Linked DNA regions of Homo sapiens: all the other regions are linked to region 2. Evidence: chromatin contacts called from ENCODE Hi-C or POLR2A ChIA-PET data. All regions are on one chromosome and are shown on one strand. The core of a region is the stretch at or near the end of the contact, and the rest is flanking DNA. Distances in the headings are between cores, read along the strand shown.

Region 1 (4,060 bases), core at 1,146-3,645, 1.1 Mb before region 2:
CCTCTGGGGTTCTCCGCTGTGCTGTGGGCTCTCAGCCGCTGGCCACAGACAGGCCCTTCACCTTGGTGGCGGAGCAGTGAGCTAGATAGAGCCTCCCCAACTTCTCCCAGCCCCCACTTCTCCAGCCCCCACTTCTCCAGCCTCCACTTCTCTAGCCCCCACTTCTCCAGACCCCACTTCTCCCAGCCCCCACTTCTCTAGCCCCCACTTCTCCCAGTCCCCACTTCTCCCAGCCCCCACTTCTCTAGCCCCCACTTCTCCCAGTCCCCACTTCTCCAGCCTCCACTTCTTCAGCCCCCACTTCTCCAGACCCCAGTTCTCCAGCCCCCACTTCTCCCAGCCCCCCCTTTCCAGCCCCCAGTTCTCCAGCCCCCAGTTCTCCTAGCCCCGACTTCTCCAGCCTCCACTTCTCCTAGCCCCCACTTCTCCAGTTCTCCAGCCCCCACTTCTCCAGCCTCAGCACATGGCAGGGAGGGGATTTCCTTTGGGGCCTTAACTGGGAATTGTTCTCTTGCCCCACGTCAGCTGGCTGCTGGGGGAGAGTGTTCAGTAGTTTCATTTCCCTCATTTGGAACGGAGTTTTTAAGAACCAAGAATTAAAACCGGAAAGAGGAGAGCCCACCGCCCACATTGGTACCACTCAACGCCTCATGATGCCCATCCTGGAAAAGCGGAGGGGTCAATGCAGAGGCTGAAGGCAGTGCGGGGGTGGGGTGGGGCTGGGGGCTCTTCCCCGCGTGTTTCTCCTCCTGGAGGAGGTGGCGGTCTCCAATCCTGAGATCAGCTCCTCTAGCTCCCTGCTGCCCATGGCCTCCCGCAGCCACTGACTCCGGTGACTGACCTCTGTGGGGACACTGCCTCTTCCTGTCCTGAAACACCGACAGTATCAACATATGATCAAAGAGTCCAGGTGGTGCAAAGATAACATGGAAGTGTCCTATCAGTGCCAGGGCGTGGAGTGGGACAGCGAGGGGAAGGGGCACCCATAACTAACCATGGTCTGGTCCAGGGCCGAAAGGACCTTGGGGAAAATGGGCACGCGGTGCTGGGAGAGTCCTGGGAGCGGGAGAGCACGAAGGGCACAGCCGCTGGGACAGTGCAGCCCAAACTTTCTGGAAGTGTGAACTGGACCCTCCTGGGGTGGGACCTGGCATGGGGTAGGACACTAGGGATCCAACAAGGAAAATAAGGCCATGCCAAGGAGGAGGCTGCAAGGGGATGGCTTTGTGGCTGACTCTGTCCAGCGTTTCCCATGGGGCGTCCCAGCTCATCTTTGCAGTTTTGCCTTCCCCCTGGACAGTGAGTCCTGCCAGGCAGGGTCTCTGGCTTGTTCACATTTGTATATATCCCCAAGAATACTTGGTCTAGCACCTTGTAGGGGCTCAGCACAGGCTAAAGTGTCATTTGCTCTAGAGCTGTTGGAGAGGTTGAGGACTTAGTCATTTGTGGTCATTGATAAGTCCTCTTTCTTTTCTTTCTTTGCTTTTTTCTTTTCTTCTTCTTCTTCTTCTTCTTTTTTTTTTTGACGGAGTTTCGCTCTTGTTGCCCAGGCTGGAGTACAGTGGCACGATCTCGGCTCACGGCAACCTCCGCCTCCTGGGTTCAAGCGATTCTCCTGCCTCAGCCTCCCAAGTATCTGGGATTGCAGGCATGTACCACCACGCCTGGCTAATTTTTGTATTTTTAGTAGAGACAAAGTTTCACCATGTTGTCCAGGGTGGTCCCGAACTCCTGACCTTAGGCGATCCGCCGGCCTCAGCCTCCCAAAGTGCTGGGATTACAGGTGTGAGCCACCGCGCCCGGCCGAGAAGTCCTTTCTCATAATTGGTGAATATAAATCCCGGAGTCCTCACCACAGGCTCCGGGCCCTGCATGATCCGGGCCCCGCTGGATTCGGCCCCTTCTCTGCTCCCTCTGACTTCACGCCCTATCACTCTGCTCCTCACTTCCTCTGCAAAAAGCCTAGCACCCTCCGGCAGCTCCTCCTTGGAGCCGGCTCTGGCTCCAAACAAAAGATACCCAAACAAAGGCAAGAAAGTGGTGAATTCCTAGAACCGGGAGGGCGCGGGCTCGGGGGCCAGCTGCAGGTTCCTGAGACGTGGGAGAGGAGGAGGAGTGAACACAGACCGCAGGCCAGTGAGTGGAGCAAGGTGCAAACTGCCAGAGAGCGGAGGCCCGGCCCGAAGACCCCAGACTCGCCTCCCGCCCACCCGCCCCCACGTGAAAAGGCACCAGATCCTAAGCGCTAACAGCGAAGGGCGGGACCGGCAGAGGGCTCCCTGCGGCGCCTCTCGAGGCGCGAGCGACCGGAAGGAAAGGCGGGAGGCTCAGCAGCGCGGCGGTGGGAGGAGCGCGCCCTTGCTGATTTCATGGAGGCCCGGGGCCGCGGGCGCTGTTCTCCTTCCTGTGCCGAGTGTGGTTTGCTATCAAGCGGTGGCAGTTCAGCCACAATCAGGGGCAGGGGGAGGGAGAGGCCCCCCGAAGAGGCAGAGGCCCTGCCTCGGCCGCCCTGAGCCTGGAAGGTGATTGGCTAGAGCGACTCCCGGCCGGGAGCGGAATGAATGGCGGGGACCGGGGCCTCTGGGTGGTGCGAGGTATGTTGGGAGGTGCGGGTTTTAATCGGCAGTTGGGCAGTTTAGCCACACGGGCCGGGGGCAGGGTGGGGCTGGCAGAGAAGGGAAGCTGGTGAGGCGGAAACAGGGAGGAGTAGGTTTTTCTTTCTTCTCACACCGGCAAACCAGAGGAAGCTTAACCTATCGGAACCAATTACTAGCATGAACCTAGCACTGAGCTCAAAGGCTGAATTTTAGACCTTTCACTGCTCCCATGCACACCCTGCCTGGTCACGGCTTCTCACCGTCTTTACCAAGATCAGTCACACCTGTGAAGCCCTGCTCATTCATCTCGCCAATTCCCTTCTACAGGACCCAGTGCCCAGACGCCACTACCCAATTCCCCCAGCCTTGGAATCTCCTCCTCTCTGCCAGGTCCTCACCACTGTGTTCTTGGCGATTTCACTAAAGATTCACCTCCTCAAAACTGGCCCCAATTAGTCCCACCCTGTTCAACCTACTATCTCCACTTAACGGCAAATGGCACCTGACACCCTCAGAAGTCAGACTCCTGGCAACTACAATTACCCAAAATACGGCAGAAAACTGTCTCGAAGCCCAGGCAACTGATTCTTGGGAGAAGCTGACTCATGCTTGGCCTCTACCTAGAGAAATAATTCATATTTAGAGCTGTGAGAATAGATAGCAAAGAGAGAGTAAGAAAAAAGATGCATAAATATGTACTAACACGTTTTTATAATTGCTTTTGTGTTCTTCCTGACAGCATCATGTTGCCTTTTAATATGGAGCATGTGCCATAGCTCTCCAGGAGAACCCCTCTGTGTCACAGCGAACCTCAGTCACTGACACTCAAAAGAAGGAATTATTTCAACTCAATAATAAACAAATAACCCTATTTTAAAATCAGCAAAGGGTGTTACCACATTTCCACAGAAGGTATACAAATGGCCAGTAATCATGTGAAAAGATGCTTGATATCATTTGTCATCAGGGAAATGCAAATCAAAACTGCAATGAGAGGCCAGGCGCTGTGGCTCACACCTGTAATCCCAGCGCTTTGGGAGGCTGAGGCAGGTGGATCGCTTGAGCCCAGGAGTTCAAACCCAGCCTGACCAACATGGTGAAACCCCGTCTCTACAAAAAAATACAAAAATTAGCCGGGCACAGTGGCCTGTGCCTGTAATCCCAGCTACTCAGGAGGCTGAGGCAGGAGACTCACTTGAACCCAGGAGGCAGAGGTTGCAGTGAGCCGAGATTGTGCCATTGCACTCCAGCCTGGGTGACGGGAGTGAAACCCTGTCTAAAAAAACCCCAAAAACAAAAACTACAATGACATATCACTTTATATGCACTAGGATGCCTAGCATCAAAAGGTCAAATAAAACAAGTATGTGGAGAAACTGCGACCCTCATACACTGCTGGTGGGAATGTAAGATGGTGCAGAAACTTTGGAAAGGAGTCTGGCAGCTCCTCAAAAGGTAAAAGC
Region 2 (3,988 bases), core at 973-3,472:
GAGTGGAGATTGTGCCATTGCATTCCAGCCTGGGCGACAGAGCAAGACTTTGTCTCAAAAAAAAAAAAAAAAAAAGCAGTACTGGCCCTCACAATTTTACAAACTATTTTTTTTTAAGTGCTACCAAAGTCATCTTCATCTGCATTCATTTGTTGTGGGTTTGGGAGTGGAAGAACCAGTACAGGAGACAAAAGTTTAACTCTTGATGAGGGAAATATGTTTCCAAGGTTCTTCAGAGAACTCTTCATCACCTCCTGTTCCAATGTTTGTTAGTTAATTAACTAATAAAACACTTTATGTCATACGATCGTAGTCCCTTTCATTAGAGGGTCTGAAAGCAAGCTGTTGCTTAATCAAGGGCCCAGTCACAGTTGAGTTCAGGGATGCTGAACTCAGTGATGCTTCCCAGCCCAAGCAGGAACAAAGCAAATCTGCCCAATAATTTGGAACATACAGGGAAGTTTGTGTATTCCCTTGAAAACAGGATTGCCATCACTGACCTAGACTCCTGCTGACAGGGCAGGAGACGCAACACAGGTGTTGAACACTGGGGTGGAAAGAACTCAGGAAGGGAAGGGAGGTGGCCATCCTGCTTCCCCTCGCTGAGAACCCTCTCTCTCTGCTCCATGGGCTGGACAGGGCTGTCAGGGTGTAATGTTAGATCCACTGAGCAGTCCTGGCCTGGGAGGGAGAGACGGCACCAGTGGATATTTGACTGGGAACAAAGGTGGGGACAGTGCCAACAGTGACTGTGCAGGCCCCTGGCTGAGGCAAATCCCTGGGGAACACATTCCACTCTGTGACCAGCAACCCTGTTTCCCTTCTCCCCTTCCAGCTCACTTCCCCTCCATTATCTCCATCCACATCCATTCCCATACTGAGGCCCTGTTCTGTGCCAGGAACTCATCTAGGAGCTAGGGGCTCGGGGCCAGACGATAAAAACAATCGTTTTCAGAACCCTACAGTCATCCCTGAGGGGCAGAGTCCTAAGGACACAGAACAGGGTCATCCTCAAAAGGCACAGAGCCTGTGTTAAAGAAGATGAGACTGTGGTCCAGAGATGAGCCATGGGAGTGAAACTGCTGCTATAGGGGCTAGATAGGGGAAAACGCTTCCTCTCACCCCCCACAGCAGTGGACAGACATTGCTGGGAGCGAGGTGTCAGCTCAATCTAAGAACTCCCAGAGTCAGAGCTGTCCAAAAACAAAATGAGTTACACGGGGGTGTGGCGGGCTTCTAGCCCCTGGGGTTGTTGGAGAAACAGGCTGAATAGCCACCTTATGGGCCTGCTTGACAAGGTCCCTTCCAGGACCAGTGGTCTGTGAATCCGCAGGGGCTGGTCCACCGGAGGGGCCAGTTCTGGGTGGCTCAGTCTGCTGTGCTCTAACCTGTGGTGAGGACGATAAAAAGGCCTGATCAAGAAAGAGTCATGGAAAAGAGCCTGGTGATGAGCGAGCTGCGGACTGGACTTGGGAGAGGGAGGGAAGGGAGTGTACAGGGACCATAACAAATACCACACACGAGGTGGCTTTAAGCAATGGAAATGGGCTCTCCGTTCTGCAGGCTTGAAGTCCACATCAACCTGCGGCAGAGTTGGTTCCCTCTGTGGGGGGAACCTGTCGCGGCCTCTGCGGGCCCAGGAGGTCCTTGGCTGGGAGATGTGTCCCTGCCGCCCTCCCGTCTCCTGCGCTCTCTGCCTAGACGGGTTGTGCGACGGCGGGGGTCGCTGCCCGTCTGTCCGTCGGCTTCTCCAGCGGTAAAAGGAGGTGAGGCGATTCCAATGCAGACATTCTATGATTTCATAATAGGCCTCTAAGGACCACTCCAATGCTGGCAGTCCATGCTTTTATAATAGGCAGTTCGGCTGTTTACACGGGCGAAATGGAAAGAGGAGATACCCGTTTTCTTCAAGTCAGCTAACCTCTCTGCGGAGTGACGTCACCTCGAGTCTCAGTCTGCTGATCTAAAAAATAAAAATAACACTACGGCCTCACAAGGTGGTGGGACGAGGGTGCTCGAGAGACGCGCGGGTCCGGGAAGCAGCAAGCCCGGGCGCTCTCCCGCAGGTTCTCAGAGACAGCTCCCGCCTCCCAGCGCCGCGCGGGGGCGGGGCGAGCAGCCCGGGCGGGACGGAGGGGGCGGGGCGAGGAGGTCGGCTTTGTTCTCGCCCCGCCCTCTCCCCGCCTCCTCCCTAGATATCGCGAGAGGGCGGGTCCGCTTGGCTTCGGCGTCGCGTCGCTCCTGCGCTGGAGCTCTAGGCCGGCGTCTCTCCGCGAGCCGCGGGTCAAGTGCCAGTGGCTAAGGGTGCGCGAGTAGCCGCCACCCGTTCGGCGTTGGCTCTGGCGTCGGGGTCGTTGTGTCGTGACAACCGCTGCGGTAGCCGTTTCCGAGGCAGCAGTTGCGGCCGCTTTAGCCCTGAGCGGGATCTGCGGCTGCCTGCGAGTCTCTGCTGTGCCGACCCTTCTCTTCGCGGACCCCACGCCAAGCAGCGACCCTGAGCCGACAGCCGGAGCGCCCGGCAATGGCGGCCTCGACGGCCTCGCACCGGCCCATCAAGGGGATCTTGAAGAACAAGACCTCTACGACTTCCTCTATGGTGGCGTCGGCCGAACAGCCCCGCGGGAATGTCGACGAGGAGCTGAGGTGAGCGCTGGGAGGGACGGCCTGGGAGCCCCTCCTTCCCGCCGGGCCCGTTACCTACCCAGACCCCAGGGGCGGGCGGGCGGCGTGGATGCGGCTCGGGTGCCGCTCGAGTCTCTTCTCCTGCCCGGCTAGCCGCGGGTGGGAGCGATCTTTAAGAAGGCTGGGCGATGACGTTTATCATGCTTCCTTTTTTTTTTTTAAGCATTTGGGCATATATAATATTTTTAAACATCATCTTTGAACTTTCTGTAATCGGGAACATCAAAGAATGAAATTGAAGCTTCAGATCTTCGACTGTTAAGCTTTTACTATTTCTTAACCTCATCTCTGAGGTATCTAAAATTCTTCGATAATTACAGTGTATTTTCTTGCTTTGGGAACCCTTTAAGATCTAGTCTCAAGCTAATAGGCGATCCGTCAAAGAAGAGACCATTTCCCCCATTAGCATTGTGCCACACTGTATTTCTGCATCTGCAACCAGAGTTTTGGGTGCTTTCTAGTTTTTGTTCCTGTTCAGAGATAGATCTAAGCTCAAAACAGTTCAAAGAGGAGCAACTTGAAATGACCCAGTGGTAATTTAGTTGCTCTTGCATACGCTAAAGATACACATGTAAAAAGTTGTTGACCTGAGCATTGTATGTAATATTTATAATATAATTGGAAACGACCGGAAGTCCATTAGTAAGAGCTGGTGAAATATTAATTACGGTACGTTTGTATAATGGAACAATATACTAGCCTTTAAAAAAAGAAAGGTAGGCGTTTATGCACGGAGAAAATGTTGCAGTACAGTATCTGTAGTGGGTTAGAAGTGCACGGGGGCTTGGGCGTTGCAAGATACTAAAAATAGAAGGACTCTACTTTCTGAAAATAAGGCTTAAGAAAAGTTACCATTGAAATTGGTAGTCAGAAGCTAAAATGAGGATGTTTGTGAAATCTCAGAATATAGGAACCTAGGGCATTCCTGGATAAAGGATCTTATTTAGGACCATAAAAGGAACTACTGCTTGGTGGTGGTAAATTTTAGGGATTTGTGTTACCTTGAAGGAAATATTGAGTAGGTTCATAGGTTAGAATCGTGGCCTTTTGGGGCTGGAAAGGACCTTAGTTTTTGTCTAGCAACTCCCACGCTCATGGATGCTTGAATCTTACATTCTCTCACACACAATTTTCCAACTTCTTTGGGCTAAGCCACGTTAAATGGAGTGCTGGGGGAGTGTGATGTGTAGGTCATGGAATTAAGAAGACAGAATTTCACCAGAACATAACTGAAGCAGGAGAACCAAGTTAGTTAAAAGATAAATAACATCCAGGCGTGGTGGCTCACGCCTGTAATCTCAGCACT
Region 3 (4,446 bases), core at 102-2,601, 1.1 Mb after region 2:
CGGCCGGGCAGAAGCGCCCCCCACCTCCCGGATGGGGCGGCTGGCCGGGCAGAGGGGTCCTCACTTCCCAGTAGGGGCGGCCGGGCAGAGGCGCCCCTCACCTCCCGGATGGGGCGGCCGGCCGGGCGGGGGGCTGACCCCCCCACCTCCCTCCCGGACAGGGCGGCTGGCCGGAAGTCTTAATGCAGACAGCATTATCAGTGTGTTCAAAAGACACGTAGACACGTTTTGCCTATAGACAAATGGGCAAAAGGAAACCCAGCTTTCTCAAATGAAGCACAAGTGGGCCTTAATTATGTGAAAAGGTGTTCAAGTTCATCATTAAACAGGGAAAGGAAAAGTTAAAATCATGCTGAGATATCTTTCATAGAAATGGCAAAAAGCAGGAAGTGCCACGTGTGGGCAGAGAGGAAGCACAGGAACTCTCACAAATGGCAGGTGTCATCGTAGACCAACACAACCACTTTGGAGAGCAGTTTGACTTTCCCCAGTTAAACTGAACATGTGAGCGGCCGGGCGTGGTGGCTCATGCCTGTAATCCCAGCAGTTTGGGAGGCCGAGGCGGGCGGATTGCCTGAGCTCAGGAGTTCAAGACCAGCCAGGGCAACACGGTAAAACCCCGTCTCTACTAAAATACAAAAAATTAGCTGGGCGTGATGGTGTGTGCCTGTAATCCCAGCTACTTGTGAGGCCGAGGCAGGAGAATTGCTTGAACCAGGGAGCAGGAGGTTGCAGTGAGCCGAGATCGCACCACTGCACCCCAGCCTGGGCGACAGAGTCCCCCTCCCCCACCAAAAAAACAACAAGTGAGCATCCTGCAACCTAGCAATGCCATTGTTGAACAAGTTCAAAGATGTTCTTAGCCTTATTAGTCCCAAAAGGAAGAAAAAAATGGAGGATTTGAGAATGTTCTTAGCTTTATTGCTAAGCGGAGAAAGAAAAACAACACATACCAAAAAAAAAAAAAAAAAAAAAAAAAAAAAAAAAAAAAACCTGGGTGGGAAATTAGGGCCATGTGGCATGAAAAGGAAGACCCAGGGGAAGTGTGGCCCATCTAGGGGTGTGGCTACTGCAGTGATCCAGCTGTATCACTGAACTTCCCTGGCATCATAGAGTTATATTGTGCCATTTATGGAAAAACTCTCCCCACTGCTCTTGGCTTTGACAGTAGGAATCAGGTTATATATGGTCTCTCGGTTTGAAGATATTTGTCATTAAAAACCAGAACAAGGGCTCTGAGATAGGGTCCTTTCCTGACCTACTCTGGTAAAGTCTTTATCCTCAGGATGCAAGGATACCACCCTCTTCCTGTGGAAAGTGTCGAATCACATGCAGAGCTCTAAGTCTTTCAGTTACTTTGGAGTGCAGAACCATTTCAGGTAAGGCCAAATATTTTAAACATTAGTATAGGAAATTAGAGGGCTCTTTAGTCTGTGTGTGCATGAGAAGTAAAATTGCACGAGAAGCAATTTATGTAAAATTTCGCTTAGGAAACATTGTTTTGGCAGGTTAGTAGTATGGTGTGCATTTCCCAGAAAATTCAGTGCCGTGAGTATTACCTTTAGTTAAGCATCTTAGAAATAGTAGCTCTTTATGGCTAAGTCAGAAATACTACCCTCAAATTCTATGTGACCCTAGTTATACTGTTGAGCCTTTCTGTGCCTCTGTGCCTTCATCCTTGAATCGGGGATAATATACTTACCTCCTAAGGTTATTGTAAGGATTAAATGCATGTAGTATAAATAAAGAGCTGAGAACAATGCATGGCGTAAAGTGATAGGTATTATTATATGCTTTTGTTGGCTGTTGATTGAAGGTGTTCGCTGTTTTGGGGGTGTCCTTTAATAGAGTAACTTGGTACTGTGGAAATAGCATGATTGTGAGCAAAAGAATCAGATGGTGGTGGCTGCAGACTTTGCTGTTCCCTTCTTGACTGTTGGTTATAGCCAATGCAGGGTAAGTTATAAAGTCAAGAGCAGAGCCGTTTTCACAATGGACATTGCTTTGTGATGTCTGTGAGCTTGAATGTGAGAATGATTATTTTAATTCTCTATGTAAGGACTTTAAAGTATTGGCTATTCGGTAGCTTGAAAACTCTGTAATCTCAATGCTTTAAACTGAGAGTGGAAAATCAATAAAGCAAAAGCATGAGGCCACGCAGTGTAGAATGAGTGTCTTTTCACCACGTAGGGAAATCTGTAGTCCTAAGAAAAGAGGGAGTGAGAATTCTGGCGAAAGGATTGTGCCTCTGCACAAAGTGCAGGATCCCAGGGTTCAGTACAGGCGCGAACGCTCCTGTGTGTTGACCACACTCCCACGGTTGCTTTTTCAGACATGCTGAGGGGGACTCTACTGTGCGCGGTGCTCGGGCTTCTGCGCGCCCAGCCCTTCCCCTGTCCGCCAGCTTGCAAGTGTGTCTTCCGGGACGCCGCGCAGTGCTCGGGGGGCGACGTGGCGCGCATCTCCGCGCTAGGCCTGCCCACCAACCTCACGCACATCCTGCTCTTCGGAATGGGCCGCGGCGTCCTGCAGAGCCAGAGCTTCAGCGGCATGACCGTCCTGCAGCGCCTCATGATCTCCGACAGCCACATTTCCGCCGTTGCCCCCGGCACCTTCAGTGACCTGATAAAACTGAAAACCCTGAGGCTGTCGCGCAACAAAATCACGCATCTTCCAGGTGCGCTGCTGGATAAGATGGTGCTCCTGGAGCAGTTGTTTTTGGACCACAATGCGCTAAGGGGCATTGACCAAAACATGTTTCAGAAACTGGTTAACCTGCAGGAGCTCGCTCTGAACCAGAATCAGCTCGATTTCCTTCCTGCCAGTCTCTTCACGAATCTGGAGAACCTGAAGTTGTTGGATTTATCGGGAAACAACCTGACCCACCTGCCCAAGGGGTTGCTTGGAGCACAGGCTAAGCTCGAGAGACTTCTGCTCCACTCGAACCGCCTTGTGTCTCTGGATTCGGGGCTGTTGAACAGCCTGGGCGCCCTGACGGAGCTGCAGTTCCACCGAAATCACATCCGTTCCATCGCACCCGGGGCCTTCGACCGGCTCCCAAACCTCAGTTCTTTGACGCTTTCGAGAAACCACCTTGCGTTTCTCCCCTCTGCGCTCTTTCTTCATTCGCACAATCTGACTCTGTTGACTCTGTTCGAGAACCCGCTGGCAGAGCTCCCGGGGGTGCTCTTCGGGGAGATGGGGGGCCTGCAGGAGCTGTGGCTGAACCGCACCCAGCTGCGCACCCTGCCCGCCGCCGCCTTCCGCAACCTGAGCCGCCTGCGGTACTTAGGGGTGACTCTGAGCCCGCGGCTGAGCGCGCTTCCGCAGGGCGCCTTCCAGGGCCTTGGCGAGCTCCAGGTGCTCGCCCTGCACTCCAACGGCCTGACCGCCCTCCCCGACGGCTTGCTGCGCGGCCTCGGCAAGCTGCGCCAGGTGTCCCTGCGCCGCAACAGGCTGCGCGCCCTGCCCCGTGCCCTCTTCCGCAATCTCAGCAGCCTGGAGAGCGTCCAGCTCGACCACAACCAGCTGGAGACCCTGCCTGGCGACGTGTTTGGGGCTCTGCCCCGGCTGACGGAGGTCCTGTTGGGGCACAACTCCTGGCGCTGCGACTGTGGCCTGGGGCCCTTCCTGGGGTGGCTGCGGCAGCACCTAGGCCTCGTGGGCGGGGAAGAGCCCCCACGGTGCGCAGGCCCTGGGGCGCACGCCGGCCTGCCGCTCTGGGCCCTGCCGGGGGGTGACGCGGAGTGCCCGGGCCCCCGGGGCCCGCCTCCCCGCCCCGCTGCGGACAGCTCCTCGGAAGCCCCTGTCCACCCAGCCTTGGCTCCCAACAGCTCAGAACCCTGGGTGTGGGCCCAGCCGGTGACCACGGGCAAAGGTCAAGATCATAGTCCGTTCTGGGGGTTTTATTTTCTGCTTTTAGCTGTTCAGGCCATGATCACCGTGATCATCGTGTTTGCTATGATTAAAATTGGCCAACTCTTTCGAAAATTAATCAGAGAGAGAGCCCTTGGGTAAACCAATGGGAAAATCTTCTAATTACTTAGAACCTGACCAGATGTGGCTCGGAGGGGAATCCAGACCCGCTGCTGTCTTGCTCTCCCTCCCCTCCCCACTCCTCCTCTCTTCTTCCTCTTCTCTCTCACTGCCACGCCTTCCTTTCCCTCCTCCTCCCCCTCTCCGCTCTGTGCTCTTCATTCTCACAGGCCCGCAACCCCTCCTCTCTGTGTCCCCCGCCCGTTCCTGGAAACTGAGCTTGACGTTTGTAAACTGTGGTTGCCTGCCTTCCCCAGCTCCCACGCGGGTGTGCGCTGACACTGCCGGGGGCGCTGGACTGTGTTGGACCCATCCGTGCTCCGCTGTGCCTGGCTTGGCGTCTGGTGGAGAGAGGGGCCTCTTCAGTGTCTACTGAGTAAGGGGACAGCTCCAGGCCGGGGCCTGTCTCCT

What was found. Hi-C counts contacts between places; a loop is a spot of excess contacts on that map. ChIA-PET counts read pairs that join two places held with the same protein, here RNA polymerase II (POLR2A). Pooled maps may share reads with other maps.
Region 1: a loop to region 2 is called in a pooled map, with 4 times the contacts of the local background. The contact joins the promoter of LINC01063 here to the promoter of PPP1R2 in region 2. A Hi-C loop is called at or near these places in 1 of 37 single-sample maps with no recorded cell type and 7 of 50 pooled maps. POLR2A ChIA-PET finds 5 or more read pairs at or near these places in 1 of 52 experiments (WTC11).
Region 3: a pooled map shows a loop between it and region 2 (2.9-fold over the local background). The contact joins the promoter of GP5 here to the promoter of PPP1R2 in region 2. A Hi-C loop is called at or near these places in 1 of 168 maps with a recorded cell type or tissue (naive thymus-derived CD4-positive, alpha-beta T cell) and 2 of 50 pooled maps. POLR2A ChIA-PET finds 5 or more read pairs at or near these places in 4 of 52 experiments (K562, activated CD8-positive, alpha-beta memory T cell, activated T-cell and 1 more).

What each region holds. Positions count from the first base shown.
Region 1 is chr3:196,630,922-196,634,981 of GRCh38, reverse strand. LINC01063 (long intergenic non-protein coding RNA 1063) reads left to right here and starts at 2,395. Exons shown (of 2, transcript NR_132101.1): 1 at 2,395-2,594; 2 at 3,337-3,478. RefSeq lists a silencer at 2,504-2,583 and an enhancer at 1,973-2,727.
Region 2 is chr3:195,541,559-195,545,546 of GRCh38, reverse strand. It overlaps PPP1R2 (protein phosphatase 1 regulatory inhibitor subunit 2), which reads left to right and starts at 2,222. Exons shown (of 6, transcript NM_006241.8): 1 at 2,222-2,643. The coding sequence starts at 2,522. RefSeq lists a silencer at 2,011-2,250.
Region 3 is chr3:194,396,171-194,400,616 of GRCh38, reverse strand. GP5 (glycoprotein V platelet) reads left to right here and starts at 1,351. Exons shown (of 2, transcript NM_004488.2): 1 at 1,351-1,379; 2 at 2,333-4,446. The coding sequence starts at 2,335. The coding sequence ends at 4,017. RefSeq lists an enhancer at 1-521 and a silencer at 3,401-3,450.